4 separate regions of the Homo sapiens genome follow, and all the other regions are linked to region 4. A link is a loop called in an ENCODE intact Hi-C map of the cell type or tissue named here. Cell type or tissue: mammary epithelial cell. All regions are shown on one strand. Region 1 has its middle 120 kb from the start of ASIC2-AS1. Region 2 has its middle 89 kb from the start of ASIC2-AS1. Region 3 has its middle 190 kb from the start of ASIC2-AS1. Region 4 overlaps ASIC2 (acid sensing ion channel subunit 2).

Region 1 (8,000 bases), 640 kb after region 4:
TCCTGTCTACTCTGGCATCAGGAATTCCCAAGGGGTATCTCTGGCCTTGGGCTCTGCACGGGCCCCGTGATCAGCTCCACACCTGTTTGTTCCAAGGAATCATGAGCTTAAGCAGAGTTTGGAAGTCTTTGAAAAAGCCTGCAACCTGGGGTTCTTGCCTTGGGGGACACAGATGAGCTTCACGGCCTCCCACATTTGCTTGCTTGGGTTTATAGGTACATCTCATTTTATTCTTTTTTAAATTAAAAAAAAATTGATACAGGGTCTCTGGGTCACCCAGGCTGGAGTGCAGTGGTGCAATCAAGGCTCACTGCAACCTCTGCCTCCCAGGCTCAAGCCATCCTCCCACCTCAGCCTCTTGAGTAGCTGGGACTACAGACGTGTACTACCACACCGGGCTAATTTTTGTATTTTTCGTAGAGACAGGGTTTCACCATGTTGCCCAGACTGGTTTCAAACTCCTGGGCTCAAGTGATCCACCCACCTCGGCCTCCCAAAGTGCTGGGATTACAGGTGTAAGCCAGTGCACCTGATTTAGCCTCATTTTATTGCACTTTGCTTTACTGTACTTTGCAGATAATGCATTTTTTACAAATTGAAAATTTGTGGCAATCCAGCGTCAAGCAAGACTATAGATGTCATTTTTCCAACAGCTGTCTCTATGATGTCACATTTTTGTAATTCTTGCAATATTTCAAACTTTCTTATTATTACTGTGTCTGATATGACGATCTATGATAAGTGATATTTAATGTTACTATTGTAGTTGTTTTGGGGCACCATGAGCCACATCCATATAAAACAACAAATTTAATTGATGATTGCTGTGTGTGTTCTGACTGCTTCATCTCTTTCCCTTTCTTTGGGAAATTGTTTCCCTGAGACACAACAATATTAAAATTAGGCCAATTAATAACCCTACAATGGCCTCTAAGTAGTCAAGTGAAAGAAGGAGTCACACATCTCTCACTTTAAATCAAAAGCTAGAAATGATTATGCTTAGTGAGAAAGGCATGTAGAAAGCTGAGACTGGCCTAAAGCTACGCCTCTTTCACTAAATAGCCAAATTGTGAATGCAAAGGAAAAGTTCTTGAAGGAAATTAAAGGTGCTACTTGTGAACACAGGAATAAGAAGAAAGTGAAAGCCTTCTTGCTGATATAGAGAACGTTTCAGTGGTCTGGATAGAAGATCAAACATGCCCAACATTCTCTTAAACCAAAGCCTAATCCAGAGCAAGGCTCTAACCCACTTCAATTCTATAAAGGATGAGAGAGGTGAGGAAGCTGCAGAAGTAGTTTGAAGCTAGCAGAGAGAGGCTGGTTCATGAGGTTTAAAGAAAGAAGCCATCTCCACAACATAAAAGTGCAAGGTGAAGCAGCAAGTGCTGATGTAGAAGCTGCAGCAAGTTATCGAGAAAATCTAGCTAAGATAATTGATGAAGGTGGTGATATAGCTTGAATACATGTCTCCACCAAATCCCACGTTGAGTTGTCCCTCCCATTGTTGGGGGTGGGGCCTGGTGGAGGTGGAAGGTGTCTGGGTCATGGAGGTGGATCCCTTATGGTTTGGTGCTGTCCTCCTGATAGTGAGTGAGTTCTCCTGAGATCTGGTTAAGTTTGTGCCCCCCATGCCACTGCCTCGCTTGCACCTTCTTTTGCCATGTGAAGTACCCGCTCCTGCTTCCCCTTCCACTGTGAGTGGCATGCTGGTGCCATGCCTGTATAGCCACTAGAATCATGAACCAATTTAACCTCTTTTACTTATAATTTACCCAGTCTCAGGTATTTCTTGGTAGCAATGCAAGAACAGCCTAATATAGGTGGCTACACTAAACAATATTTTCAGTGTAGACAAAACAGCCTTATATTGGAAGAAGATGCCCTCTAGGACTTTCATAGCTAGAGAGAAGTCAATGTCTGGCTTCAAAGCTTCAAAGAACAGGGTAACTCTTTTGTTAGAGGCCAGCGTAGGAGGTGACTTAAGTTGAAGCCAATGCTCATTCACCATTTTGAAAATCCTGGGACCCTTAAGAACATCTATTCTGCGCCCATGGATCAAGAAGTAATTTTGACCTTTAAGTCTTATTATTCAAGAAATATATTTTATAAAGCTATAGCTGCCATAGATAGTAATTCCCCTGATGAATCCGGGCAAAGTGAATTCAGAACCTTCTGGAAAGGATTCACCATTCTAGATGCCATTAAGAACATTTGTGACTGATGGGAGAAGATCAACATATTAACTTTAGTGGGAGTTTGAAAGAGATGATTACAACTCTCACGGATGGCTTTGAGGAGTTCAAGGCTTCAGGGGAGGAAGTCACTGCAGATGGGGTGGAAGTGACAAGAGGACTAAGAAGTGGAGCCTGAAGATGTGACTGAATTGCTTCAATCTCATGAAAAAACTGGAACAGATGAAGTTCGAAGTAAGAGTTGTTTTTTATGGGTGAGCAAAGAAAGTGGTTTCTTGAGATGGAATCTACTCCTGGTGAAGATACTGTGAATACTATTGACGTAACAAAGGATTGAGCATATTACATAAACTTAGTTGATAAAGCAGCAGCAGGGTTTGAGAAGATTGACTCCAGTTTTGAAGGCGTGGGTAAACTGTGGGTAAAATGCTACCGAACAGAATTGCATGCTACCTGTTAAATCCTTTGTTAAAGGAAGGGTCAGTCTACATGGCAAACTTCATTGTTTTATTTTTAAAAATTGCCACAGTCCCCCAGCCTTCAACAGTCCCCATCCTGATCAGTCAGTAGCCATCAGCATCAAGCTAGCAAAAAGATTACAGATCACCAAAGGCTCAGATGATCATCAGCACTTTTTAGCAATGAAATATTTTTTAATTAAGGGCTGACTTTTTTTAGACATACTGCTATTGCACACTTAGTAGACCACAGTATAATGTAAATGCAATTTTTATATACACTGGGAAACCAAATAATTTGTGTGACTCACTTTATATTGACTTTATTGTGGTGATCTGGAGCTGAATTTGCAATATCTCTGAATTATGCCTTTATATCTGTTCTCTGTGGGTTGAGGAGAGTTTTCATTAACATCTCCAAGTTCTGAACTATGGTGCCTGGTTCAATCCACACACACACACACACACACACACACACACACACACACTGTAGAGGTGAGGGTGTCACAGCCCAGAAGGAGGAAGAGAGGAATTGGCCTAAAGTTGCTAGGGGTGTCAGTGGGACTTTACTGCAGCTCCTGACACCCAGTCCACAGCCGATCACTACACCATATTCTCCCAAGACTGTCTGACTCTCCTTTGCAAAAAGAGACAGACTTTTAAATCAGGATTGCCCTATGTCAGAGGGCGTGTTCCCTGAGGTTCGGTGAGGAGTTTGGCCCTGTCCAGAAGGCTCTGTACCAGGTGCACAGGAGCAGCTGCATCCAGCTGGAACCTCAGAGCAAATGAGAGTGCCCACATCCCAGGGGGCATCAGTCAGCGGGCATCCCAGGGGCTTCTCTTAGCTTCAGAAACCCTCCCTTGTGATTCACTACCACCCTGGGAGACAAATGGAGCAAGTGAGTGCCTCTCCATTTAACAGATGGGAAAACTGAGGCCCTGAGGGATTAAGTGACTTGCTCAGAGTTTCACAGTCAGACAGAGGCAGAGCTGGGCAGCCCCTCAGCTCTGTGCATTTTGTCTACAAGCAAGGTGACTTTGGGTTTAGTGTGTTCATGTTTCAACAAGAATGTAAGTTTGGGATCAGACATATGTTACCCCTGTTGGATAGTAGCTTTGCAATCAGTCTTTGCAAAAAATATCCAGAACAAGGCTAGAACAAGGTGGTACAGAAACAAATAACACGTGTTACAGTTACATATGAGCTTGGATTACCTCCTTTATAGAAGGAAGTGGAGACATCCTTCATGCAGAGATTTAGGATCTCTCACTAGCACTAACCCTCTTGCCCCCACCTAGTGTTTATTCCAATCACCCCTGTTGCTTTTTATCAAATGAAAGATACAGATCCACTTTTAAGAGTAAAGAAGAGAGGAAGCACAGTTTATTAATTACCCATTGGTATCCCAAGGACTTGTGCTTCCATTATCTCATTGTTTTATTCATTCATTAATCCAAACACTCATTCAGCAGGGATTTCTTGGGGGCCTACCTTGTACTGGGCTCTGTGGTCCTGGGAGATGCAGCAGGGAATAGAGTCACAGGCTTGCACTCATAGAGAGAACCTTCTAGCTGGGGAGACAGACAACAATGACAAAAACACATAGCACTAGGAAGGGAGCCAGTAGAATTTCAGGTGAAGAGTAATGGGAGATGGGAACCTACACAAACTGGAGAGACCCAGGAAAGCCTCCTGAGAAGGTCCTTTAAGATGAGCTGTGAGGCCAAGGAAGAGCAGGCCAGGCGAAGGCAGAGGGGACAGCCTTCCAGTGAGTGGAAACAGCAAATGCAAAGGCCTCGAGGCGGGGCAGGGCTTGTGCTTTTGGGGAGCAGAAAGAAGGTCACGGAAAAAAAACAGCGTGATTCATGGAGAGAGGCCCAGGGCTGAAAAGGGAGAGGCAGGAGTGGGGCTCATGGTCTCTAGAAAACAGACTGGGTTTGAGTTTGTGTAATAGCCTGGTGAGGACGGTATTATTATTTCTGCTTCCATTTTACAGTTACAGAAACAGAGGGCAGCATATGATACTGGGGGGTACTGGGATAGGGCTGTGTTATTGATTGATGGGGGACCTTTGACGGTCAGAAATGGAGGGAGGCTGGTGGTGTACCCCCTTGACTTCACCTGAATGTCAGGGCAAGGCCAGGAGCATGCAGGAGGCTTAAAGATTGGGAACCCCTATTCTTGGGCCTTCTCCCCATTCTTTCTGGAGCAATTGGAAGAGGCCCATGGGAGGGAGGTGACTGTCATGATGTCCCCCACTATGAACTATGGGAATGGCTGGAGGGTCACTGGGCCTGGTGCTCCAGCTGCCTGACCTGCAGGGAAGTGGTACCTGCAGGACCTACAGTGAGGGAGTGTTGACACCCTGGCTCTGGGAAGGAGCTCATGGAAAGTTGGGTGAACTTCTTGTTAGACTACGCAGGCTTTCAGAAGTGCATTCCATACGGAGTGGGGTGGCCTCCCCAGGGAGGAGCAGAGGGCAGCCACTGGAACAAGCTACAGCTACAAAAGACCACCTTTATCCCTCTCAAGTTCTCCCAGGGGCCCCTGTGTCTGCCTGTACTAGAGGAAGTTTCCAAAGGATTTTCCTTTCCCCAGGATGAAGAATGAGGCCACACTGCCAAAGCAAGATCTCGTGCTATGTGTGATTGAATCTCCTGCTGGGCGCCAAGCAGGAATCTCATCATTTCCCCACAGGCCCTGAGAGCACACAGGCCTCATCCCCACCCCACCACAGTGCAGTGCACTCACTGCAGAGCCAATGAGGCCTGAGCTCAGGGTCTGCGTCTGCCTGCATCTGCATGGCCACTTCCATCTGTGGTACTTGTTAGTTTATTTTAAATGTGCGATTTGTTTGGTTGCATTTTCTCCTTCTAAATATACAGTAGTTTTTGCATGTAATTATGTATTTTTTAAGAAGGGCTCCCAAATTGTGCAAGCTTCAGGCCTCACAAAACTGGATTGGCCCCTGCCATCTATAAGGAAAAAGGCAACTGGTTTGTGAAGTGCTGGCCTGGCTGCTCCTCCCCAGGAACCAACCAGATAGGGAGTTTCTTAGGTGAAGCTCAGTGGTCTCTGGTCCCGATCCACAATGATAAACTGGCCTGCATCCAGCCCCACCTTTCTCCTTCCCAGTTGAATGCATTTTGTTCAGGCATCTGTTGTCATGCACACCTCAGAAGAAACTGACTCCTTTCCCTGGCCCAGGGGAGCATCTGGTTGGCCTATGATCATTTCACTCCCCTTATTCATAATTGGTTAAGGGCAGAGTTTCTCAACCTCAGCACACATGTACATTGGCGGCTGGATAATTCTTTGTTGTGGGGCTGTTCTGTGTATTATAGAATGTTTCACAGCATCCCTGGCCTCTACTCATTAATACCAGTTGCACCTCCCCAAATTGTGATAATCAAAGATTTCTCCAGGCATTTCCAAATGTCCCCTAGAGGGCAAAATCCCCGCCACAATGTATATGTGGGTTGGGAACTACCAGTTTAGGGTGACCCTAATTCTGGCCAATGAGACTTGAAAGAAACTCTGCAGGGCCCTTCCTGGAGCATTTCAAAGATTCCCCATAATTTTCCAATGATGCCCAACTCCTTGCAGCAGTGAGCAAGGCTCTGCGCAGCTGGAGGGCTGGTCTGTGTCTCAGCTTTGGGCTGTTACTCACGCCGTTCCTGCTTCCTGAAATCCTGAAATTTTCCTTCACCTGGTCGGCTCTAGTCCTGCCAGGTTCAGAACCCAAAGCCTCTCCTCTGTGTTATTCTGGTGTCGTGCACATATGCTTGTCACTGCATTTATTACAGTGACTGGAATTATTAATTCACTGTCCTCTGTCCCCTACTAGAACATAAGATCCTTGAGGGCAGGAGACACACTCATGCTGACATCTCTAGTGTCGTCTAGTGGCTGGAACATGGTGGAGCCTCAATAAATGATATTTGACCTGTATTAACTTTCTGCCCCTCACTTTCTCATTTATAAAAGGTAGTGCTTGTACAAGGTGACCTTTGTAGAACTCTATGACTCCACAGTCAGGGGCCAGTTCCACACAGGATGGCATCAGTGACATCTTTTTTTTTTTTTTTTTGAGACAGAGTCTCTCTCTGTTGCCCAGGCTGGAGTGCAGTAGTGCAATCTTGGCTCACTGCAAGCTCCGCCTCCCGAGTTCACGCCATTCTCCTGCCTCAGCCTCCTGAATAGCTGGGACTACAGGTGCCCGCCACCATGCCTGGCTAATTTTTTTTTTTTTTATTTTTAGTAGAGACGGGGTTTCACCATGTTAGCCAGGATGGTCTCAATCTCCTGACCTCGTGATCAGCCCACCTCGGCCTCCCAAAGTGCTGGGATTCCAGGCATGAGCCACCGTGCCCAGCTGGCATCTTTCTGTGATGACATTTCTGTGAGCAGGCATCTAGGAGAGGATGAGCTCCATTTTCCCATTTTCTATTCTCCCCACATCCAGAAGACCTGCGTGCGGCCTCTAGAAATCACATTAAATCTATCAATTAGAAATAACAATAATGTTAGAATAATCTTCATGTTTTAGTCCTGATAGTTCAAAAAAGTTAATCTCTTGCATTCACTCCTGGCTTAATGCCACAGTCAAATTAGATTTATGAATTTAGCATGATTGCAAGAGAACAGATAGCTGCATGTTCTGCTGAGCCAGTGCAAACCTTTAATGTTTAATTAAGAAGTGGAATTAGGAGTTAAGTATGCCTTGCTTGGGATATTAAAAAAAAAATAAGAAATAGCCTTAAGTCTTCCAATCACAGCCAACTTCCAGCCTCTCCAGCCTGCCAAGATTATTCTCAGGGGAGATAACTTTGGAGAATGGTGCTTCCCAGTACTAAGGTAATGCTGTCTTTATTTTAACAGTGAATGAAGTAAGCTATACAAGCAAGCTGAAGCACTTCAACATCTGCCCACAGCTCCCATCCATTGCAAGAGATGTAATTGTCATTGTATTCTTTTGCTAGGGCTGCAGTAGCAAGTGCTACATATTGAGTGGATTAAACAACAGAAATGTACTGCCTTATAGTTATAGAGGCTAGAAGTTTGAGATCAGGGTGTCAGTAGGCCACGCTGCCCTATAAGGTGCTACAGAAGGATCTGTTCCAGGCCTTTCTCCTGGGTTCTGGATTCTGGCTCACTGCAAGCTCTGCCTCCCGGGTTCATGCCATTCTCTTGCCTCAGCCTCCTGTGTAGCTGGGACTACAGGTGCCCGCCACCACGCCCAGCTAAATTTTTGTATTTTAGTAGAGATGGGGTTTCACCATGTTAACTAGGATGGTCTCGATCTCCTGACCTCGTGATCCACCCACCTTGGCCTCCCAAAGTGCTGGG
Region 2 (8,000 bases), 610 kb after region 4:
TGCTTTGTGTCCTCCCTCATTGATTATGATGGGCTGTTGACTATTTGAACCTGGTACTTCTACTTGATCAGCTCTACACAGTTTCACTCCTTTTCAATTTCAGTTTCTCTTTTATCAGTGTTCTCTGTCAATCCTTATAGGCCTAGATGTTCATTGTGGTTTCATCATCTATTTGATCTCTCCTGTGATGTTTCATTAGCATTTCTTCAATAGTTTCTCAGGGGTATTTGCCATGATTCAGCCATTGTACACTTCTTAAAACTTTCAAGCCTTTGAATAACTGAAGGAATGTCTCACAGAAACATAACCTTTCTTGATTACATGAATTAACCCTCAAAAATGCATCCGATTATCAGAAATACCTTAATGCATTGTATTGGGTTCAAAATGGATAAGGTATGTTTAGTATTACGTGATGAATAAATTCTAAGCTTAATTTAAAAAATGTTAAGTAAATGTCTAGAGATGCATACAATTCTAATAAATAGATATTTTCTACCTGTCTCCTGTCATTGTCAACATTTGTAAACTAACAGGCATGGTTTTCTTGTGAATACCAGATATTTGTGTGTTCATTGGCTTGATTGAATATGTGAAACATTCCTAGACTTCTTTAGCTCAGTATGTAGGAAGGTAGATGGGTAGATAAGAAAGGAGGAAGAACAGTAGGAAGATAAATATGTCGGTTGATAGATAGGTAATAAGGATAATTGCCATCATTATTATTTTGCTTGGTTTTTCATGATTAGCCACGTGAAACATTATTATAGTTTATTGCGCGTGTTCCTGGTCTCTTAGTTTGCAAAGAGCATTCACCTCATGATCTCCTAACTACTCAGTAATAGAGACAAAGTAAATATTCCCATTTGACAGAGGAGGACATAGAAGTCCAGAGAGGTGAGCTCCATGAGCAAAACGTTAGATGCAGTAATGTAATGCCGTAAATAAATGGCAAATCTGGAGATGAATCCCTGGGCTCCTAATTCAGTGCTCCTTCTACAATACTAGGTAGGCAGAGATGACAAGAAAAAATGTTGGAAGTAGCAATGGGTACTCCTTTCCCCATTCCTTCTGTGAAGGGCTTTGGTTTCATTTAAAAAGTAGAACACTCTAAAAAACTTGGCTCAAGACTTTTTGGCTCTCATAAAGCAACATTAAAACAAAATGGCCCCAGGTCATAAAGATTGCATTGTACTGAGAAATGACCTCGCACAGTGGTCAACCTCAGTCCCAGACAAGCTTGCAAAGCAGAAAATCTTATTTTCCACTTTTCCTGACCAGCTTTTCTGGAGCCCTGAGCTCTCTTTCTTATGAATGGGGACACTGAGCTAAGAACTGAGATTTCCTGATGCCTAGATAGGATCTTTACTCCTTACCCATATTTTTGACACCTGGTATCTGACCTTTGCAGGCCAAAGGGCCAGTTTCTGTTGAGTTCTGATAAAGTCAGTCCACAAGTGCTATTTGCTGGTCATCTCATCTGTGACTATCTTCTGCTGGGCATTGGTTCCACCTTATTCTAATCTCTGATTGTCAAAATACAACTCAGTCCTTGCAGGGATAGTGGAAATGCCAATGAATTGGGCAATTTTATAGTGTGTCTAGTACATGCCATAACTTCTTAACATGTAATTTTAATTCTCACAACAAACTTATGAGGTTGTTGCTATCATTCCACTTTATAGACAGGAAGATGGAGGCTTAAAAAGGCTAAGCAAACTCATCAGTGGTGAACAGCTGGTGCACAGTAGAGCTGGGATCCAAATGCACAACTGCCTGATCTCAAAGCACTAATTTTTACACTCTGTCATTAGCACCTGAATACTTTTGTTTTCAAATCCCCAGCTCACCGGGGGTTTGGACCCCAAATTTTAAAGAAACACTGTCACCCAACTCAATTCTTCTGACCATGAACAAACATCCCAAGCAGTATGAGAAATTTTAGCAGCCATGGTGCAGAGCTCTCTGAAGCCTGATATAGATTAGGAACAGAAAGAAGATTAGATGTGTGTATATTATGGATTGTGGGCATAAGACTTGGATAAGGAAAAGATTGCATTGTACTGAGAAATAACCTTATTTGAGGGAAGGAAGAGATGTTCCACTGATTGGCCAGATCCCAAGATGCTAGCATGGGAGTGAAGGTGGGCTTGGAAGGGGAAAAGAAGGAATCCACAGCCCTCTTTCTGCCCTGGGTGGTATAAGAAAGTTGAAGGAATTAGGGGAAGACGAGTGTGCTCTTGGGGATCACATCCCTTGGAGGGAGAAGAGAGACTTAGAGACAGTGAGTCCCCTTCTACTTCTGTATTTTGTATAGAACAGACACTTCTACACCTTAGTTTCTTTGAATTCCAGGTATTGGAAACAGAAATAACAAAAACATGTACATTTTACTACTTCAGTTCTACTGAAAATCAGATTCCTTGACAAGCTGGGATGGGGCTGTCGGTGAGGGATCATCCCTGTAATATCAACTTCTGGGTGCAGAGTAGCTACAGAGGGATGCAAGGGGCAAAAAGAGTCTAGGTGTTCTTGTAATTATCAACCAATAGTGGAAATGGCAGAGTGACAGAGTAAAGTAGGGAGGAAGGGGAGAAGTGGCCAGCAGGCACAGTGCTGGGGGAGCTGACAGTGAATGGCGCAGGGGGCAGAGCTGGGGGAGAGCGGTGGAGGAGTCTGAGAAGGCTCCTTGTGAACATATTTTGAGCTTTGGAAGATGAGGTAGGTGGGACGCACAGGAAGGAGAGGGACAGCTTTCCCACCAGGGAACCTTGTTTGGAGAAGTTACTGAAGTTGATGCCCACAGCCCTGTACTGTTGTTTGGCCAGAGTGGAGGACTGTCTTGAATGGTGTATGAAAATGAGGTGAAAGATGCCATGGAAAGCACCTGCCTGGGGTGGCTACAACATCTTGCTGCCTCTGTTTATCAATCTGTCAAATTGGAGAAATAATCCGTTTTATAGAAATGTCAGGAGGATTAAAAGTGGTAGCGTATGTCAAGGATCCAGCCCACTCCTTGGCATAAAATAGATGCCCTGTGAACTGTCACTTCTTACTCATTAGAAAGGGAAGATGATGGGTCCTTGGGGCCTCTTTCATATACATTTAAATGGTTGTTGAAAGGGATCCTGGAGCCCCTCTTGGATACAATAGAATGCCTCCATTGCACCACACCCCAAGACGCAGGAGAGAACTCTGCTGGGCACACTGTAGGGCACCAGCTTGTCTTCTTCCTGCTGTAGCTTGCAGTAGGGAGGTCTGGGACCTGATAATGAGGGGCAGACCAGCAGGGCTGAGACCCCAGGTTACCCACTCTGATGGCCTCTGCCCTGCTGCTTGTGTGTGTTCACCCATGAGTGTGTGTGCCTGTGCACATGTGTATATCTGTGCTCATGTGTATAAATGTGTATCCTTCTCAGTAACTCTAAAGCCTAGAGAATGACAGACAGAGGATGGGCAAAATGAAAGCCAAAGATAATTGTCATTGATCTATCTACTTAATGGCCTGAAAATGCCCAATTAGAGCAGGGTGCATGGCTGGCTGCTGAGCCAGAGGGCTGAGGGAATTCTCTGGGCTACTGCTCATAGTGCACTGCTTTTATTGAGGTGCCCTGTGGATAGCCAAGGCTTTCTTACTCCTGCCTCCCTGGGAGAAGGGTCCTGGATTCCAGACACCAGGGAGGTATGACATGCCACCCCCATACCTGTCACCAGTAATCTAATAGTGGCTTCCTGGCTTCATCTCTGGGCTTGGCATGTGAGGACGGTCCCCATCATGAATCACAAGATGTATTTCTTAACTGTCTTCCTTTCCTTTTTGCCTCTGAACTGTGAGCTGAAGATGAGGTGAATGTAGTATTATCAAGATGAACAGAGTCCAGTGGAGCCTGGGGAGGGAGGCTCCATCTGGTGGCAGCCACATGTAATTCTGAGGGACCACACTTAAGAACTAAATGCACTGTGGCTTGCTTCCCAGCTCTGGAAGGTGTGGGATGTTAGGCAGCTCACTTGGTCTCTCTGAGCAGAGGCAGCAAGCATTACGATGATATCTAACAATTTCTGGTCCTTTCCAGTGCACTGTCCTGGCTAGAGCCACTAACACCCCCTGCCTGGGTTATTAAAAGATGAGCACTTCGCATGTTGTTCACTGCAGTATCCCCACTGCCTTAAACAATGACTGCTATATAGGAAGGACTTAGTAACAATATATTGAATAAATAAGTAGAAGACAAGATGACTGCCTGGGGCCTCAAATCTGCAAACGCCTTATGTGGGCAAGGATCTTTCTAAGACAGGGTCATCTAGAAACCACAGTGAACACCTTCTACATGCGCAGCCTGCATTGTGAAACTCTAGGGTCTCTATTTGTGTCAAATACAATGGGGGCTGTGCCTCTGAGGTTGCAATGTGGGGGACTAGCCAGACCTAAGAAGAATGAAGAACTCTCAGTCTTTGCACTTGAGCTTATTGTTGATTCATCCACATAACTGTGGTCTATAAAACTATTCAACTCACATGTACAATTTTAGGAAAAGTCATGTTTGAATGATTTTCATCTTTAGAAACTATAAAACTGTATTGTTAAAAAATATTCTGAGAACCCATTTATGATGTTAAAACTTCAGAAAAATAGAAATAGAGGGGCTGTTCTTAACTTGATAGAGTGCATCTCCAAAATACTTGTAGCTAAAATACTCGATGCTGAAAGACCGAATACCTTCCCCCTAAGATGTGGAAGTAAAGATATCCACTCTCACCACTCATTCAACATCGTTCTGTAAGTTCTAGCCAGTGCAACAAGGCCAGAAAAGAAAATAAAAGGCATACATGTCAGAAAGGAAGAAATTAAACTAACCCTATTTGAAATTACGTGATTGTCTACATATAAAGTACCAAAGAATCCACAACAAAACCGTCTACAACTAATAAGTGAATTCGGCAAGGTTGCAAGACAAGATCAATATACAAAAATCAACTGTATTTCTATATACTAACAATAAACACATGGGCATTGAAATGCAGAATAAAATATTTACAATTGCTCAAAAAATAAAATAATTACAATCTAAATATGTACAGGACTGACTTGTATGTTCAAAACTACACATGCTGATGAGAGAAATCAAAGATCTGAAAAATGGAGAGACATACCATGTTCACGGATTGAAAAACTCGACATATCAACTCTTCCCAAATTGACATACAGGTTTAATGCAATTTCTATGAAAATCCTAGTATTTTTTTAGGAATAGATAAGATTATTCTAATATGTGTATGAAAAGGCAAAGTAACTAGAGTTGCTGAAATTATTTTGAAAAAGAGGATCAAGTGGTAGCAATCAGTCTTCTGAATTTCAGGACATTACACAGCTACATTAATCAAAACTGTGCAGTATTGGTGGAGGAATAGACACACATATTAAAGAAACAGAACAAAGAACCAAGAAATTGACCCACACAAATATGTCCAACAGATTTTTGACAGAATTGCAGAAGCAATTCAGTAAAGGAAGGTAAATTTTGAACAAATGATGCTGGAGCAAGTGGATATCCATAGGCCAAAAGATGAACCTCAACCTAAGCCTTACTTTAACTATTAACTCAAAGTGGATCAGAGACTTTTGTATAAATGGTAAAACTATGAAACGTAGAAAAAATATAGATAAATTATTTCAGACTTGACACTGAAAGTGTGGTCCGTAAAGAAAAAATTGATAAATTGAATTTCATCAAAATTAAAAACTTTTGCTATTTGAAAGACTCTCTTAAGAGGGTAAAAAGACAAGGTACAAAATGAGAGGAAATACTTTCAAATTACATATTGGACAAAGTATTAGTATTTGGAATATATAAAGAACTCTCAAAACTCCATAGTGAAAAACAATATAATTAGAAAATGAACAAAAGTTATAAAGAGACATTTCACTGAAGAGAATATACAGATGGCAAATAAGCACATGAAAAATGCTCGACATCATTAGCTATTAGGAAAATGCAAATTAAAACCACAATGAGTGATCACTATCCCTCTATCAGAATGAATAAAATAAAAAAGAGTGAGAACTCCAAATGCTGACGAGGATGGGAGAAACTGGATCACTCAGACATTACTGGCGAGCATGTAAAATGACACAGCTACCCTGGAAAGTTGCAATTTCTTAAAAAACTAAACACACGACTACCATATGACCCAGCAATTGCACCTCTGGGCATTTATCCCAGAGAAATGAAGACTTATGTTCACACAAAAATCAGTATGCAAATGTTGATAGCAGCTTTATTCGTAATAGCGAAAACCTGAAACAACTCAGATGTCCTAGAATGGATGGTTAAACAAATTGTGGTATCTCCATATTATAAAATACTTCCTGGCAATAAGAAAGAACAAACTATTGATGTACAAACAACCTGGATGAATTGCCTGAGATTTATGCTGAGTGGAAAAAAAAAGAAACAGTCTCAAAAGGTTACATGCTGTATGATTCCATTCATATAACATTCTTGAAATGATAGTTACAAAAAAGCAGAACAGATTAGTGGCTCCCAAGAGTTTAGCAGGGACTGAGGAGTGGAAGGAAAGGGGCTGTGGCTATAAAAGGGTAACATGAAGGATCCTTGTGGTGATAGAGGTATTCTACCTTTTGACTGTGTCAATGCCAATGTCCAGGATGTGATATTGTACTATAGTTTTGCAAGATGTTACCATTAGGGTGAACTAGGTAAAAGGCATACAGGATCTCTCTGCATTATCTCTTATTATTTCTTATAGCTGCATGTAAATCTAAAAGTATTTTAAGATAGAAAGTTTAATTTTAAAATTAAAGAAGAACAAAAACTACACATGTGACAAAATTTTGTAGAAACACACACACACACACACACGAGTGCCTGCTAAACCGGTGAGATCTGAGTAAAGTCTATAATCTAGCTAATTGTATTGGTCTGGTTAAGTGTATTGTGCCACTGTCGATTTCCTGGTTTTGATCATTTGTTATGTTATGAAAAGTGTTGAGAGAAGCTGGGTGAGTGATAAGTACGTAGAACTTTTCGTATTAATTCTGCAACGTCTTGTGAGTCTATAATTATTTCAAAATAAAAAAAGTCTTTAAAAAGAACCGAGAACAAAAAAGAAACCATTTATTATGGAGCCAAATGTAAAATTCCAACACTGACAGTTCTGTTAGAACTGTCGCCACTCGTCTGGATGTGCATTCGCAAGCTGCCCTGCGAGTGCTGTCAATTGCAAATTCAGTCAATTAGGACTCAGCATCAGGCAGCTGGAATGACACTTCCTCTAGTGAAGCCTCAGAGAGCTTACTTATGCCACTCATTTCAGATGGAGAGCAAGGGTTTGAATTTGCCCCCTCTAGAGCCCATGCTCGCACTTCTGCACCGTATGGCAAGGTTGAGTCAGGCAGAGCTTGTCCTCAAGAAGCCCGCAGTCTGCTGTGGAGAGAGGTGGGCAGTAAAACACATGCTCCAGCTGTAGCCATGTCCCTGTCTGGACCAGTTAACTCAATTCAGTTTCAACTTGCAGACAGCTCCTTCAAGCCAATCAGACATCAGAGAAATAAAAAGGATGTGACAAAAGAGAGTGAGGTGGAGAACACAGTCTCCCTCTCCTGGACAAACTGCTCTGGGAAAGTTTGCACTTGGAGGTAGATGGGGATGAAGCCAACACATCATCCCGCTGTGGTGTGGCAGGAATCCCAGAAAGGAGTGTGTGCATGTGCATGCGTGTGTGTGTGAGTGCTGCTGTAACAGAAGGGCCTCATCTGTCTGCCCATCTGTGAAATGGGGAGGCTGCCAAAATTCCTCTTCCCTTGGGTTCTAACAGACTCCCAGCAAGAATGGAAAATAAGATATTGGGGCTGATATTTAGGTCCTTGGACAATAGGATCAGGACCTAGGGATGTGAAGAGCAACAGAGGCTGCTCTCAGCCTTTCTGTAAGTGCCCCAGGTGGGCAGGAGACTAATCCAAAACAGGAGAGACAGGAGGT
Region 3 (8,000 bases), 710 kb after region 4:
ATTTTTGGTAGAGATGGGGTTTCATCACTTGCCCAGGCTGGTCTTGAACTCCAGAGCTCAAGTGATCTGCCTGCCTCGGCCTCTCAAAGTGCTGGGATGGCAGGCGTACTCCATTGTGCCTGGCCATCCTTCCCACACTTTACCTGGACCTGGAGATCCGTTGTTTATGCTTTGCTTCTTTTACCTCCAGTTGAGATGAAGATCATGCTACTCTTGCTTCCCACTGCTGCTGTCAGGTCATGCCACCTCTCCCTCAGATTCTCCCCAACTTCCATTTTTCTCCCTATGGACTCCACAGAATGTGAGATTTGCAAGTCCAGAGAGGGAGTGACTTCTCCAAGGCTACAGGCCAAGACAGAGGCAAAGCCTGGACTAAACCTCCCTCCCCTTCTTCCCCAGGTCTGCAGGGTCCTCAGGACACTCCCCTCTGGTCTCTGATGCCTGCCTCTGACAGGCGGGCCTCACCTCAACTCCATCCCCTGACATCATCCCCGCATCTTCAAGTCACTTTAGTTTTAGTGAAAGAAGCCAGTGCTAATTCAGTGTGTAACATGAGCTAGACATTCTGCATTCTCAGGTGGCCCTCAACAACCTCAAGTGGAAGGTACCAGTATCATTTCCATTTCAGAGATGAGGAAGTCAAGGCTTGCGAAGGTTAAGCGACTTGCTAGAGAGCGCACGCCTTGAATGTAACAGAGTTGAGCTTTGAGCCCACTCAATCTAACTGCAAAGCCCACCCTTCTGCCGGCCACACTCTCTGGGCAGTTCCTCTCATCTCTTGCCCTCCTAGCCACCTGCCTCCTTAAGCACCCGCCTCCTGGTGCCTGCTTCCCTGATTCCTTGCAGCTTTCCCTGAGCACTCTTGGGCTTCTCCCATGCAAACTGCCACCTCCCAGGTCTGGAGATGTGGAATCTTGAACCCCAAACTCTGGTCCTTTCACCTCTTCCATCCTTCAGTGCAGGGGCTTGGCCTGCATCCAGAGCAGTTTATGGAAACTCCTTTGGCCTCAGATTTAGCCTCTGCAAGAGGAGACACAGTACAGTCCTTCCTCACAGGGCATTCGGGAGAAAGAAGTCCTGAGAAATAATGGTGCATTATTTAAAAGCAGGGCTTCCTGATAGGAAAGAAAAAACAGAAACCCAGACCCCAATTCACTAACTCATCATGGGTAGGGTGGAAGTGGCAGGATACTGCCCCTCCTGGTCTCTGCCTCCCTGTCTACAAAATGAGATGGCACGGTGGTGGCCTGGGGATTCCTTCCACCTCCCACCTTCTGGGCCACATGAGAATAGAAGCTGCCCTCATGATCTCTGAGCTGCCTTACGGCTCTAGAACTCCAGGATGATAAATATATAAGGCTTCATAATGTCCTTTCTTCCTTCGTGTGCCTCTTAAGTGATTAGTGTAATACTCTGTACACAATAGACTTTTAATTATTATCTGTGGAACGCATGCATGCGAGAGCCACGCAGGAGCTCAAATGGGAAGGAACTGAAGTCCCATGGGACAACAGTCCACGGAAACATCTCCCCAGCCTTCTTTTCAAGGGGAACACAGGACACGTGTCTGCAGCATGGCCCTGGGCTCAGGGGGCCCTCGGCACAGCCTAAGAACACTTGGCTGCCCCTCCAGAGGTGAGAGGAGAGCAAGCTGGCTCCTGCTCTCCTTTCTTCCTTTCCCTCCTGGGCAGGGGAGCAGGAAGGTGAAGCAGCACCACCTAGGAGAGAACCGGGTTGGGGTGCAAGAGCACAGCTTCCTCTGGAGCTCTGGCAGGAAGGGTGGTGTGTGATTCTCCCTCCTGGAGGCCTTTCTGTCATGCATGCTTCAGGACCCTTTCCCTCCCTTTCCCCCTACCCCAGGGAAACAAGACCCCTCTCCTTCTCCAGCTGCTCCCCCAACCCCAAGACCCCATCTTTGCTTGGTAGGACTCACTTCCTCTACTGGGAGGAGAGCGGCGAGGCGTTCTCTCTGTGGAGCACAGGAGTGCTGTCTAAGAGTGCAGGTGGGGGCTCCTCGGACCGTGTGGGAGGGGCGCTTTCACCAGTCCAGCCCCTGTTCCTCTCCTCTACTCCTGTGGGCCTGGGGGTCTCTCACATGGATCTCACTATTGAAGGGGAACTTCTTAGTGGTCCCAACCTTAGCACCAGTTTCATGCACAGATCCTGAGCTGGCTGTCCCCATCTGGACCGCCCTCTCCATGGCTCCCTCCCACACCTCAGAGCTGTCACTTGGTGGGCTTGTCATGCCCACCAGACTGTTACTTATGGGAGGAGAGGACGACTGCCTCTCTTACAGCTTGCCCCGGCCTGACACAGCCTCCAGTCAACACCCACTTCACCGTCAGCCCTGCCTGCTCTCCAATTTGGTCTCTGTCATGCTCAGGCCTGTTCTATTTCTAAGTCCGTCCAAAGCCAGTGTGGATTGGAGAAAGAGGGTTATTGGCAGGTACAGGATTGGGGGGCCCAGCTTTGTGTGCCTTGAAATGTCCCATGCTGCCAACTCCAAGGCTGTGCTGCCAGTGAGCCTCAGGAGTGCCCGAGTCTCCCCCCATGCCATCTTCTGCCAGGCGGGACCTCAGTTAGGGACCAGCTGTGGGGACCAGCCTCCCTCTTTGATCTAAATATCCACTTTCCAGTTTTTCATGCAGTTCCTCACTTCCTTCCTCTACTCCTGTCCATTGCATATCTATTCTGTGCCAGCCACTCCGCTAGGTGTAGGGAATGTTGTTGTGATGTGTGGGTGTGCAGGGTCCCTGAGGGAGAAACTGAGGTTCAAGGAGGTCAGGTGAGGGGTGAGCAGATGTGGTGGAGTCAGAAGACCCAGAGAGCCCTTGTCCCACTCTGCAGAAGACTATCCAGGACCCTGGGCAACCCCTTCCTCTTTCCTGGACTTTGGTTCCTCATCCTTAAATGAACAGATTGCAAGGAACTGAGGGGGAAACGGTGGTTCCTGAGGTTTGGTAGACTGATGAAGACTGGATGCTCTTCTCAGATGAGCTCATGTGCACGATATTGTGCAAAATAAATTCAGTGCACTCAGGAGGCCCTGGAGCCTGGGGTGAGATGCTCGCTAGGAACCTTTACATTCCAGAAATAACTTAGTGCCTAGGGCCCAGTGGTTAATAACTCCAAGATGACTTAGTGCCGAGGGCCCTACATTTAATAACAGGACTTAGTGCCCAAGACCCTACAGTTAATAACTCCGAACAGTGCCCATGACCTGCACCCTATGTGGAGTGCACCCGGATGTCAGAGTTTGTTTTTCTGTTTATAATGCTTTGTTTGTTTTGTTTTGATCTAAGATCATTGAGACATCAGGCATTGTCTGATTGGGCTAGGGACTCAGCAGGGCTGATCTGTGATTTCTGGAGTCTTCAGAGAAAGCTTCCTGTATGTTTTCCTTCCTACTTACACCCAACCAGAAGCTTAAGGCAGCTGGGGATGGGGAGAAGGGGGTGATTCATCTTTCTAATAAAACACATCCATCCAGTTTCCTGGGGAAACACATTGGAGAGATCCCCAGGCAAGACTCAGGGAAATAAAGTAATAATGTTATCAGTCTTCACAGAGCTATTTAAATACAGATTGGGTTGCTGGGAGATGAAAGGGGGCCCCTTTTGTTATGAAAATGAAGGGAGATGGGAGGGTTGAGTTTGTGTTTTGATATGTTAATCAGCTTGGAAGCCACCCAGGGTAGGGACGGGTGGGGAGGCTGAGTTGCCTGGCATATTTATTTGTTCAGTTTAATTTAACAGCTAGGCTACAACTGGGCTGCAGTCGGGATTGTGTAAAGATGATTACAGCCCTATCATTAATCAGATGCCTGCAGGAGACGGCTCATAGCTTGCTGCTACCTTGGCTGCATACAGATCTGCAGCCGCCCTGACACGGCACCAATGTGGTCTCATTCCGCCATCTAGTGGCACTGCCAGGAATTGTTCTGGGAAAGTCAGAAAAACAAAGTATTTTGGTTTCTTTTTAAATGATGCGGCCACCTTCTAGAATAAACAGAAACTGCTGCTGTTTCTGAAGAGATAAGATATAGAAAGGTCTTTGGAAATTAAGTGACCAGTCTTCCCTTTTTACCGATGCTGAATTTGAGGTCTGAGACAGTAATTTTTTCAAGGACATAGTTTTTTTTTTATTGCGACTAGAATTTTGAATTCCAAATCCATTGATTTTCCTAACATACCAATGTATATAAACACGGATACGTCTCCATCCCTCACGCTTTCATCCATTCTGTTTTTCAACTCTTCTGTATAACGTTTTGGTTTACTTTTTCTTTCCTTTGGATTCAGATCCCGATTTCATTTAATTCTAGTTTCCCCTGCTCCCTGCATAGAATGACTTAGAGTCCAATTAAGAAACAATTACTCCAGCTGATGGAGGGTCAGGGGAGCTGCAACAGCAAAGAATGAACTGTCCTGTAGAACTGGTAGACTTAGGGGGCAGACCGGGTGTGCTGAGAGGCAGCGGGAGGCTGGGAGGGAATGCTAGGCTTTGGAGCTTTCCTCAGCCCAGCTTAGGGAAGCCGGGGGTGGGGGTGAGGGGTGGGGTGGGGGTGGGGAAGATTATACTTTGGTTTTACTCTTGTTAAAGATGTCCTTCTGTTAACATCCCACATTTGTCGTCTAAGCACCACCTGACAGAGCAGGCACTGGGAAGGAGTGAAGAGCAAGGCAAGTCCCTGCCCTCTAGAAGGTTGCAGTCTGGGTAGAGACTGACCCAGGAACACATACACAGAGTAGGGTCATTTTTCCAAGAGTAGACTCAGCTGGTGGCCCTCTGAGAGTCGGCCCTTTCAAACAGAAATTTAAAAAAATATTAAAATTAAGATAAAAAAGAGTTTCACTTTTTCCTCCATACCTCTCAGAGGAAATTAAAATGAATCTAATTTATAACCTTAGCACCACTTCTTCTAACCCCTTTCTCTCCACCTCAATCATTCCCATACTCTACACTCTGAACGCTTTCATTAGCAAAAAAAAGTCAAAAGGTGGGGTGGTTAGAAGAATGAAAAGACAAGCCACAGACTGGAAGAAAACATTTACAAAGCACATATCTGAAAAAGGAATTATATCCAAAATATACAAAGAACTCTTAAAATTCAATACTAGCAACATAAGCAACCCAATTAAAAAATGGGCCAATGATCTTAACAGACATCTCACCGAAGAAAAGATATATGTATTTATGACTCTTTCATGTCTTTTGGGGACTGGATAGACCATTTCCTTTTATCATTGAATAATATCCATGGTATGGGTCTACATAGATGGCAGATAAGTATACAAAAAGATGCTCCACATCAATGTCATTAAGGAACTGCAACTTACAACAAGAGTGAGATGCCACATACACCTCTGACAATGGCTAAAATCCAAAACACTGACATCACCAGATGCTGGTGAGGAGGTGGAGCAACAGCAACTCCCATTCATTGCTGGTGGGAATACACAATGTTGCAGCCACTTTGGAAGAAAGTTTGGCAGTTCCTTATGGAATCAAACATATTCTTACCATATAATCCAGCAATCAAGCTCCTAGGTATTTCCCCAAACAAGTTAAAAACATACATCCACACAAAAACCTGCACACAAATGTTTATAGCAATGTTATTTATAATTGCCAAAGAACTGGAAACAATGGAAGCAATCAAGATGTCCTTTAATAGGTGGATGAATACACTGTGGTACATCCAGACAATGGAATATTATTCAGTGATATAAAGAAATTGGTTGTCAAGCCATAGAAAGACATGGAGAATCCTAAATATGTATTGCTAAGTGAAAGAAATCCATCTACAAAAGCTACATACCGTATGATTCCAGCTATATGACATTCTGGAAAAGGCAAAACTATGGAGACAGTAAGAAAATCAGTGGTTGCCATGGATTGGGGGAAGAAAAGGAGGGAAGAAGGGGTGAAGCTTGGGGGTGGGAGTCTTTTTGGCCAGTGAAACTATCCTGTATGATACTGTAGTAGTGGACACACGTCATCATACATTTGTCAAAACCCATAGAATTGTATAACACAAAGAATGAACCCTAATGTAAACAATGGACTTTAGTTAGTAATGTGAAAAGAAAAACTTCAGCTGAATTAAATTTAAAGGAGTTTAATTGAGCAATGAACAATTCGTGAATGGGGCAACCCCTAGAATCACAGCAGCTTCAGAGAGACTCCAGTGCAGCCGTGTGGTGGAGGAAGATTCATACACACAAAAAAGGGAAGTGACGTAAGGAAATCGGAAGTGAGATACAGAAACAACTGGATTGGTTACAGCTCATCCTTTGCCTTATTTGAACACGGTTTGAACACTTGGCGGTGTATGAGTGGTTTGAAGTATGGCTACTGGGATTGGCCAAGACTCAGCTATTGTTACAGGTGCATACTCCTAAATTAGGTTACAGTTCATCCACGAGGTCTCAAATATAGAAGTACAGAGTCCTTCTCAGGCCATATTTAGGTCACTTTAACAGTAACAATGTATCAATATTGGCTCATCAATTGTAACAGATATATCACACTAATGCCTGTTGTTAATAACAGGGGAAACTGCAGCTGCCGGAAGAGAGCGTACATAGGAACACTCTATACTTTCTGCTCCATGTTTCTATGCACCTAAAACTGCTCTAAAAATCAATTTTAAAAACAAAAAATAAAAAGATGGGTGGGAAGGGGTACTGATTCCCTTCCTCCACCCCAGCCTCCCTGCACCACCTCTCTATCCCTGTTCTTTATGGGGTAGGTTGTCTGAATCTCTCCCTTGCATGTCCCTCCCCTCTTCTCTCACCTTTGAGAATCAACTCTTCTCAGCCCATCTTCAGATTCTGCTCCTAAAACATCAGGGATGATGGTGGGGGGAGGGGTGGAGAGTCCATCCGAGTTGGCAGGTGGCGTTCCTTCTGGTTAGAGGGGTTATGCATATTCATTGTGAGAAGGTTCCCAGCATCTGGGCTCCGGATGTCACACAGACACTCCGATAAAGCTATGGACATACCCTAAGGCCTCCTAGCTCTAAGCAGGCCCAGCAGCTCAGAGGTCACCCCTGAGCTCCTGGGGGCTTCCTGCTCCTGGGAGCAGCTAATTGTTTATGCATCTCTCTCCCTGGGTAAACTGCAAACTCTGAAAGGTGAAGACTACATCTAATTCATGCTGTTGTTCCTTCTCAGCATAACTCTAGCATCTAAGGCAGAGTATATGCTCAAACTTCAATTATCAAATAAATGTGTTGATGGGTTTAGTATATGTGTTAAAGAACAGTTCCCTATAGGCTGGTGCGGTGGCTCACGCCTGTAATCCCAGCACTTTGGGAGGCCGAGGCGGGCAGATCACGAGGTCAGGAGATCGAGACCATCCTGGCCAACATGGTGAAACCCCATCTCTACTAAAAATACAAAAAAAGTTAGCCAGGCATGGTGGCGGGCACCTGTGGTCCCAGCTACTCAGGAGGCTGAGGCAGGAGAATGGTGTGAACCTGGGAGGCAGAGCTTGCAGTGAGCCAAGATCGCACCACTGCACTCCAGCCTGGGCAACAGAGCGAGACTCCATCTCAAAAAAAAAAAAAAAAAAAAAAGAACAGTTCCCTATAGACAGTGAGAATGTTGCCTTGTATAACAAAAAGGACTTTGCTGATGGGATTAAGTTAAAGATTTTTGAGCTGACGGGATTATTCTGGATTATTCAGGTCAGGTCAAGGTCATCAAAAGTGTCCTTATGAGAGGGCAGAGGAAGGCAGGGGGACATTTGACTACAGAAAAGGAGAGGACAATGTGAAGAAGAGATCAGGGTGAGGTGGCCACAAGCCAAGGAATGCTGGCAGCCACCAAAAAGCTGTAAGAGGCAAGCAAATGGATTCTCTTCAAAACTTCTGTGTGGAGCACGACCCTGCTGTTACCTTGGTTTCAGCCCAGTGAAACCCATTTCCAATTTCTGACGTCTAGAGCCATAAGACCCTATGTCTGTGTTGTGTTAAAGCCTCTCAGTTCCTGATG
Region 4 (8,000 bases):
AAGCCCTGGGCTCAGCCAGAGCAGAACAGAGAATGGCCAGAGGACCAAGAGGTCAGAGAGACAAGGGGACAGGACGACCAGCTGCAGAGAGGAGTACTCTCTCTGCTGATAGCGGAGACGATGAGATGATCAGCTGCAGAGAGGTGTACCCTCTCCACTGAGAGCTGCAGAGATGGCCTGCCAGCAGAGAGGAGCTACCCTCCAGGGCCTCCTCGCTGCTGAGAGCTGAGCACTCGATGGGGTGAGCTGCCTGCAGAGAGGAGCTACCCACTTCTCTGAGCTCTTCTAACACTAAATAAAACTCCTCTCCTTCTCCTCCTTCTTCTTTTTCTTCTTCTCCCTTCACTTGTCTGCATCCTTCATTCTTCCTGGATGCAGGATAAGAACTCAGGCAAAGGCACCGTGGCCACAGAGGTTTCCAGCCAGAAAAATCGGCACCCTAGAGATCCTGTAACAATACCCTGTCTCTAGCAAGTAAAAAATATAGTCAGGAGTGGTAGTGCACCCCTGTAGTATCAGCTACTCATGAGGCTGAGGTGGGAGGATCGCTTGAGCCCAGGAGTTCAAGGCTACAGTGAGCTATGATTGTGCCACTGCACTCCAGCCTGGGTGACAGAGCATGAGACTCCTCTAAAACAAACAAACAAATAAACAAACACCCAAAACCAACTTAAAAAACCTATAATGTCTTAGTTTTTTTTTGTTATTTTTGAAACATTTTGGCTGTAGATAGAATTCTAGGTTGATAAGTGTTTTCTTCCAGAATTTCAAAGGTGTTATTCCTCTGTCTTCTGGCCTCCATTGTTTCTGATGAGAATCAGTCATATTCTTTTTATTGTTCCCTGCAGGTATTATGCCCCCTTTTCTCCCTCTGGCTGCCTTTGTGCTTTTCTCTCGGTCTTTGCTTCTCAGGATTTAAACTACATTATGCTTAACTGTGGCTTTCTTTGTAGTTATCCTGCTTGGGGATTCTTGAGAATCCTGGATCTATGAAATGATGCTTTTGAACAAATTTGAAAAAATATTAGCCAGTATTTCTTCAACTGTTTTTCTGCCTTATTCTGTCTCTCCTTTCAGGGATACCACTTATATGCATGTTGGAGTACTTGACACTGTTCACAAGTCATTGGCGTTCTATTCCCTTCCATTAGTCTTTTTTCTCTTTATGTATTATTTTAATAATTTTTATTAACCTGTGCTCAAGTTTGGCATTCATTTATTATTTTGTAACCAATCTTCTATTGATTCCATGCAACAATTTGTAAATTTCAGATGGTGTGATTTTCAGTTCTAGGGCTTTCATTTTTTTAAAGGTTTCCATATCTTGACTAAAAGTTTCTCATTATTTACATCTTTTTCTGCAATTATTTAACATGTTTATGATTGTTATTGTAAAGTTGCTGTTTTCTAATTCTAACATTGGGGTTATATGTAGATCTATTTCTATTGGTGGTTTATTTTTCTTTTCCTGTTTTCCCTCTTCATGTGTCTAGGAGTTTTTGATTGTATACTAGGAGAGAGTCATTTTTATTAGATACTGAACATTTCAGATAACTATTTTTGGTGACTCTGGGTAGATTATCTTTCTCTGAATACTGTTGAGTTTTGTTCTAGTAGGTGGTTAAATTAATGGTGAACTACTTTGATTTCATGGAGACATTATTTAAGGCTTTGTTTAGAGATAGGTATATTTTAGTTTTGTCTTTAGTCCTGGGGTTTAGCCCCTGGTCTTGGGAAGCGATCTTAACTCCTAAGGAACAACACTTCTGGGTTTAATGGAAAGCCTGAGTTGTTCATCAAGATTTTCTAATTTGGTGAGACTTATATTGTAGCCTATCTCCCCATGCAATGGCAGCAACTGAAATTACTGCTCAGCTCTTTCAACTGTTGTCATCCCCCTGGGCTTTTTAGACTCTCTCCCTATCCACATACAGTTCAAAGTTCAACCTAGATTTGTGTAAAAATTTGAGGGCTCCTCCTCTGTGGGTTCCTCTTTTCTAGGATTTTCCCTTCCAATTTTCAGCCTTTCTGGCAACCCTGAATACTGATTTCTGGTTTCTTAACTTAATGCCTGCTGATTTGTGGTTGAGCTCCATCCCCAGTATTCCCTTAGAACTTTGAAATGCCCTCAAGGGAGAACTCAGGTAAATAAACCTGTGCTGTCCAGTTTGTGCCTGGTTTTGGTCTCTCTCCGGTGCTGTCAAATAGTAGTTTTAAAATATTTTGTCCACAGTTTATGATTGCTATTTCCAGGAGAGTTAGTCTGATATTAGCTTCTCCACCATTACTGAAAACCAAAAGGCTTTATACTTACTTGAATATTTGCAGGGCTCTTTTTTTAGGTAGATGTTCCTATTATCATGTTATTGATGAGGAAACTGAGTTTCAGGAAGGTTAAGTAGCCTGTGCAAGATCACATAGTGATCTTGTGAGGGGCAGAGTCAGCAGATTTCAGATCCTAAACTTGTGCTTGCTAGTGACCCAGTGCCACAATGCCCCATAGGTCAAGGAAATCGATGGGAGGGATGGAGAAACCCTCCATGGAGCACTTTTCAGACATTATTTATTTAATTAGTTAGTTTTAGAGACAGAGTCTTGCTTTATCACCCAGGCTGGAGTGCAGTGCCATGATCATAGCTCACTGCAACCTTGAACTCCTGGACTCAAGCGATCTTCCCGCCTCAGCCTCCCAAGGAGTTAGGACTACAGGGATGTGCCACCACAGCCAGCTAATTTTTTGAACTTTTTTTTTTGGTAGAGATGGAGTGTTGTTAGGGTCTCAATCCTCCTGCCTCTGCCTCCTAAAGCACTAGGGTTACAGGTGTGAGTCATCATGCCCAGCCTTTCTTTTGTTTTTCTCTAACTGCCCTGTTCTTCCTTTCCCATGAAGCCTTGCTCTACTTTGTCATGTTCCTCTTTCTTTTCAGTTTGTGAGCTAAACAGGCTTTCACAGAGATTTCCTGTATGACCTTGAATAAGTCACTGCTCCCCTCTGGACCTTAGTTTCTCATCTGTAAATAAGAAGGAATTGGGGGCTAGACACCACCAAGTCCCATTCAAGTGTTGATATTCTATGATTTAGAATCGGAGGGAGAAGGGTGGGAGGAGGGAGAGGAGCAGAAAAGATAACTATTTGGTATTGAGCTTAATAACTAGGTGATGTAATAACATGTACAACAAACCCCTGTGACATGTTTATCTATGTAACAAACCTTCACATGTACCCTCAAACCCCAAATTAAAAAAAATTAGCCAGGTGTGGTAGCAAAAAAAAAAAAAAAAAAGAATTGGTTGGATCCCCTACATTGCTCAATATTGGATCCATGAACACACAATCTGGATTTTGGAAGGACTAATCATGCCTTTTGGGCAGGGACTGGGGGTCTAAAATGATGCAGGTTAACTTTGGGGGAAACTCGTTTCTCTTCTACTAAAATGGGTTCTTACAATGGGTGGACAATGAATGTAGCTGGTGAAGCTCTGGAGATGGGCCAAGGTTTGTTCAGGGTCAGCCACTTCCCCCTCTTTTTTTTTTTTTTTTTTTTTTTGCAGAGGTCATGATTCAGATACCCCTCCAGCCCTGCTGTGGCTGGTTCATCATTTGCTCCATCAGCGTCTCTGAAGCCTCACACACAACAGCAGCTGGAAAATTACTGTGTGCACAGCACCGACTCTTGCTTACCAATGAGTGTCTGAAAGTGGGTTGGAGTATTTGTTTATCCGGGTAAGCAAAGACTCAGGAGGACCCTGAAGCACCATCTTCAAATATCTGAAGAACTGTCTCAGGGAAGAATTAGATTTGTTTTCTGGCATCCCAAGGGAAAGATAGACACAAGAATAGTTGTAATACGGAACGTGGGATGATAATAACGTTTATTTTTGTTGCAGGCACTGTGGTAGGTAGGCACATTATAAGCATTGGATACATTCTGGCTCAACATAAGGAAGAACTTTCTAATCCACTGGTATAATTCAATAATAAAATCACTGTCTTGGGAGTGACTTCTCCATCACCAGGGCTGTTCAAGTAGAAACTATACAACTATTTGGCTGGGATGGGAAGAGAGAGAGATTCAAGCATTGGGTGTACAGTTAGATGAGATGACTTCCATGATCTCTTAAGCCTTTGTGTCTAATCATAGACCTTAAATCTACTATTCTAATTTGAGAATGAGAGATAGCAGAATGACCCATGCAGAACCTCGAACTCCTCTCTTTCATGAGACAGCTGTGTGACTTTGGGTAAGCTACACAGCCCCATCCCTCAGCCCCAGCTTTTAGTTTCCTTATCTGATTAAATAAGTTCAGTGCCCAGATGCTAGTAGGTACTTGCCAAGACTTAGTTCTCATCACCTTCTCTTAATAAACTCCTTCATGTTTTTCTATCCTTTCATTTATTCAACAAATATTCTAGCTCCACCTTGGCTCTCTTTACAATTTGGCTAAACAGGCCAGCAAATCTCTGCCTTTTTGGCTTAAGTTATTTTGAGTTGAGTTTCTTGTGATAATGACTCCTGCCCGGTTCAGACATCCAAGTCAAGATGTTACCAGGAAGATGAATCTATGGGAGTGGAGCTGGGAGAGAGATCTGGGCTACAGACATGAATGTGGGAGTCATTAGTGTATAATGAACATGTAGGGTGGATGAGCTAGCCCGGAGATCGAGGAGAGACACCCAGGATTGAGATGCTCCTGCATGTACTTGACAACTCATCCTCCCCCACTCTTTCTCCACTGTGCTATGGAACTGGAGGCTTTGATAATTGCTTAAATTTATGAACAGAGCAAGGAATGCAGAACTTTTGTGATTAAATACCCTGGTGCATGTCTTTCATTGCTCCACTGTCTGGAGCTTCTCTCAACAGTCGCCTTCATTTTGTAGAGAGAAGCTGATGTTTGCCCTTAACCTGCCTGGGGACATCCTTATGTTGTTCTTCAATCATTGATTTTTCCAGCCTCTCCCAGACCAAAGATCCTAAGGCACACCAGTAGGTGGCGCTGCAGCAAGCACAGCTGCCCAAGGCCTCCGCAGCCCTCGCAGCCCTAAGGGGAGTCCAGCCAATCTCCTAGGACCTTGCCAAGCTCCCTGGGCCCTTCCCTCCTTTGTGTCTGCATCCCACACTCTGAGGCTTTGACTTAGATGCTGCTGTGAGTGGATGCTGAGAAGATGATGAAACTGCCTAAGAGTATGTGGTTTCTGCTTCTGGAATGGGCAGGAAAGCATATATGAGGAGAGAGGAAAAAGGAGGGAGACAGGGAGAGATATCCACCTGGCTCACCTGATACCCACCTGGCTCTTCTGTTATGTCAGTCACTAGGCCTTCTGCCACAGGGATAGGACACGGTGCTCACAGGGCTGTTCCATGGTGCCACAGGGATTGGACATTTGCTCACATGGACCAAATTCCATTAGGCTTGGGGGTATCCCTGAGGGTTCCTGCCCAGGTGGAGGTCAGGATCCTCAGCCTTGCCTGGCCTGGCCTCCTCCCTTTCCTCACTGACCCGTGTGTCTGAGATCCTGGCTCGTCTTCCGCTGGGAATGACTATTTAAGAGCCTGTGCTCCGTGGTCAAGATTAAGCTGGCTTTGAATCTTGGCCCTGACACCACCTTAGCTGGGGGACATTGGACAAATGGTTGAGCCTCTCTGACCTTTCCTTCTGCATGAGATCAATCCTGAGATATTGGCTGCTTCAGAGGATGCTGTGATTTTTGAACATGTTAAAGTATGTGTAACCCAGATATTACCCTTGGCTGACATTTGCTCTCTGTTCTGCATAATAGGACCTGACATAAAATGCAGCCCCTTGTTAAGTTGTACAGAAGGCCCACTCACCCAAAGCATTAGAACACACAGAAGATGTCAGAGGGAGTTGGAGGAGGGGGCTACCTCAGAGCAAAGCAAAACCTTCCACTGGAAGAGAGGATTCTACTCCTCCTTCACCTGCCTGATCCTGCTCCCTCCCCATCTTTTTCTCTCTTTCTTCTCCCTCCTCCTTTCTCTCTCACTCATGTGCTCTTACCCTTTTCCAGGAGCAGAATCAACATGTTCCTAAGCAGTTTCATCCTATTCTGAAGTCTTGGCACATGGCAACATCCTTTCCCACAGAGTCTCACTATATCATAGTATTTTCCCAAGGAAAGGAAGTTCCCTCCCTAAGAGGAATTCCGAGGCTAGATGTTAAGATATTTTTCTGCCTTGTTGTGTAACAAGATGGAACATCTCCAAGAGTGCCTGATGTATACAGATGGTGAATAAACGGCAGCCATGGTTTCACTGTGAGTCAGTATTGCCCTTCTATCTCCCTAGTTAGGAGGTTGGCTCAGGGAGTGCAGTGAGTGATGGCTGGAGCCCACCTGGCCATGCCTTTGCATCAGTCATGAAGAGACACACTCCAATGACCTATGGTTCCAATGAAGTCTCCTCTCTGGGATCTCTGTCTGTGTATTATTGGCTGGGAAGCTAGCATCCAACAGTTTGACCACTTCTTCACAATGGTGTCAGCAATGCAATGTAGTGGCTGGTGGTGTGAGAAGAGCACTATTGGGGCAGGAATTGTAACCTCTCAGCCTAATGTATCTGCTCCACTAAATCAGGGGTCTGGACCAGATAGTTTCTAAGCTCCAGGGTCTTCAAAGTCTTTGAGTCTACATATCTCACTTACTGCCATCCAGGACAGATGGTGGTAGGTGGATGGGCTACTCTCAGATGATTAGGGTGGTCTAAATGTTTAGGTCAGAACATGCTTTCTTCCTTTTCTTTGTCTGGAGAAACCGATCAAGACGAGGCCAGCATGACCCTGGCTTAGAGCCAGCAGAAAGCCTTCTCTCTGAGAAAAACTGCCTTGGGAACGGAGGCAAAAAGTCTCCTTTGCAGTCTGTTTTTCAGACAGCATAGTCAAAAGGAGTGTTCAGCTTGCTCAGCAAGGCTCTATCATTGACAAGATAGTGCTCAACCTGATGGACGTGTCCTTTGAAAGTGTGAGAGACAGGAGTGGGGGTGCGCCCTGGGCTGTTACCTTGTTGGGGGCCTCAGAAAGGCTTTTGTTAGCCCAACCAGCTGAGTGGTCCAACCTAATCATATAAAGACTTCATTAATTCCTAGGATGCGTCAGGCACAGGGCCAGACACTGGGGCTATAGAGATGAGTAAAACAGGGTACTTGCTCTCAAGGGGCCCCTGTTTGCCTGAGCCCCTCCCGCTACCATCTTGAGGCACATCTCCAGAGCCCTGGAGCCTGTTCTCTCCCTCCTCCTCCTGCCCACACAGCTGAGGGGTGGTGGGAAGAACTGATGAGCTGTGTGGTCTTGGTCAAGTTACCTAACTACTCTGGGCCTCAGTTTCCTTATCTGTAAAACAGAGATAATAATTTGCAACTCCTAGGACTTCCTGAGAGTTAAATTAGACAATAGACATGGATGCACCTTGCACAGTGTTTACATGCGTTTGTTGAGTCTGAGTCTTTAGGTTAGGAAAGCACTTATGAAAGTCCTTCATTCAAGATGGCAGTATGGTGGCTGGTCTCTTTGCCTGTCCTAATTGCCATCCTCCTCTCAGAACATCCCCACATCTCTTCTTGCTCACTGGATCTCAGACTTTGACACATAGTGGGTGCTTGATGCTTGCTTGTTGAATGAATGAATGAGCGAGCAAATGAATGAATTTCCCTATCCTACTTTCTCCCAGCCCCAGACCAGAGGATAAGTACAAGAGACTGCCTCCTCTAAGCCAGAACTCGGGTTCTAACCACTGGAATTGACAATTCCCCTTTGGCTAGGGCTGGCTTAAATGCTCCTTCTGTGGGTGTCAGCTGAGTTCTGCACTCTGCTGAACCAGGCTGAAGCCAGGCAGGAGCAGAATGTCCATGCTGGTCCTCATGGGCTCTACAATGAGGTGGGCTTAGCACCAAATCACATCTGAGTTCAGGACTAGCCGATGGTCAGGATTTCCAGTGTGATCTTGGGCATGACACTCAACCTTTCTGGGCCTTTGTGCCCCATCT

The links. A loop is a pair of places that touch in the nucleus more often than their neighbours do. Peaks named below come from ENCODE experiments on the same cell type or tissue, not always from the same donor. Only the 100,000 strongest peaks of a DNase experiment are listed, where the experiment ranks them.
Region 1: it touches region 4 in a loop (14-fold over the local background); 42 of 110 quality-filtered maps call a loop at or near these places.
Region 2: a loop joins it to region 4, with 17 times the contacts of the local background. A loop is called at or near these places in 2 of 110 quality-filtered maps.
Region 3: a loop joins it to region 4, with 12 times the contacts of the local background. A loop is called at or near these places in 9 of 110 quality-filtered maps.

Annotation. Positions count from the first base shown.
Region 1 is chr17:33,675,337-33,683,336 of GRCh38, forward strand. It overlaps a transcript of ASIC2 not described here. Among named protein-coding and RNA genes, the nearest start is that of ASIC2-AS1, 120 kb to the left of the region's middle. In mammary epithelial cell, no CTCF peak of the experiment used is centred here; no DNase peak of the experiment used is centred here.
Region 2 is chr17:33,644,268-33,652,267 of GRCh38, forward strand. It overlaps a transcript of ASIC2 not described here. Among named protein-coding and RNA genes, the nearest start is that of ASIC2-AS1, 89 kb to the left of the region's middle. In mammary epithelial cell, a CTCF peak has its summit at 3,916 (motif pointing left); no DNase peak of the experiment used is centred here.
Region 3 is chr17:33,747,398-33,755,397 of GRCh38, forward strand. It overlaps a transcript of ASIC2 not described here. Among named protein-coding and RNA genes, the nearest start is that of ASIC2-AS1, 190 kb to the left of the region's middle. RefSeq lists enhancers at 2,945-3,484, 3,103-4,261, 3,485-4,022. In mammary epithelial cell, a CTCF peak has its summit at 3,914 (motif pointing left); no DNase peak of the experiment used is centred here.
Region 4 is chr17:33,033,865-33,041,864 of GRCh38, forward strand. All of the region lies in intron 3 of ASIC2 (acid sensing ion channel subunit 2), which reads right to left. Among named protein-coding and RNA genes, the nearest start is that of SPACA3, 46 kb to the left of the region's middle. In mammary epithelial cell, a CTCF peak has its summit at 4,992 (motif pointing right); DNase peaks (open chromatin) are centred at 5,077 and 6,207; H3K27ac peaks cover 1,091 bases.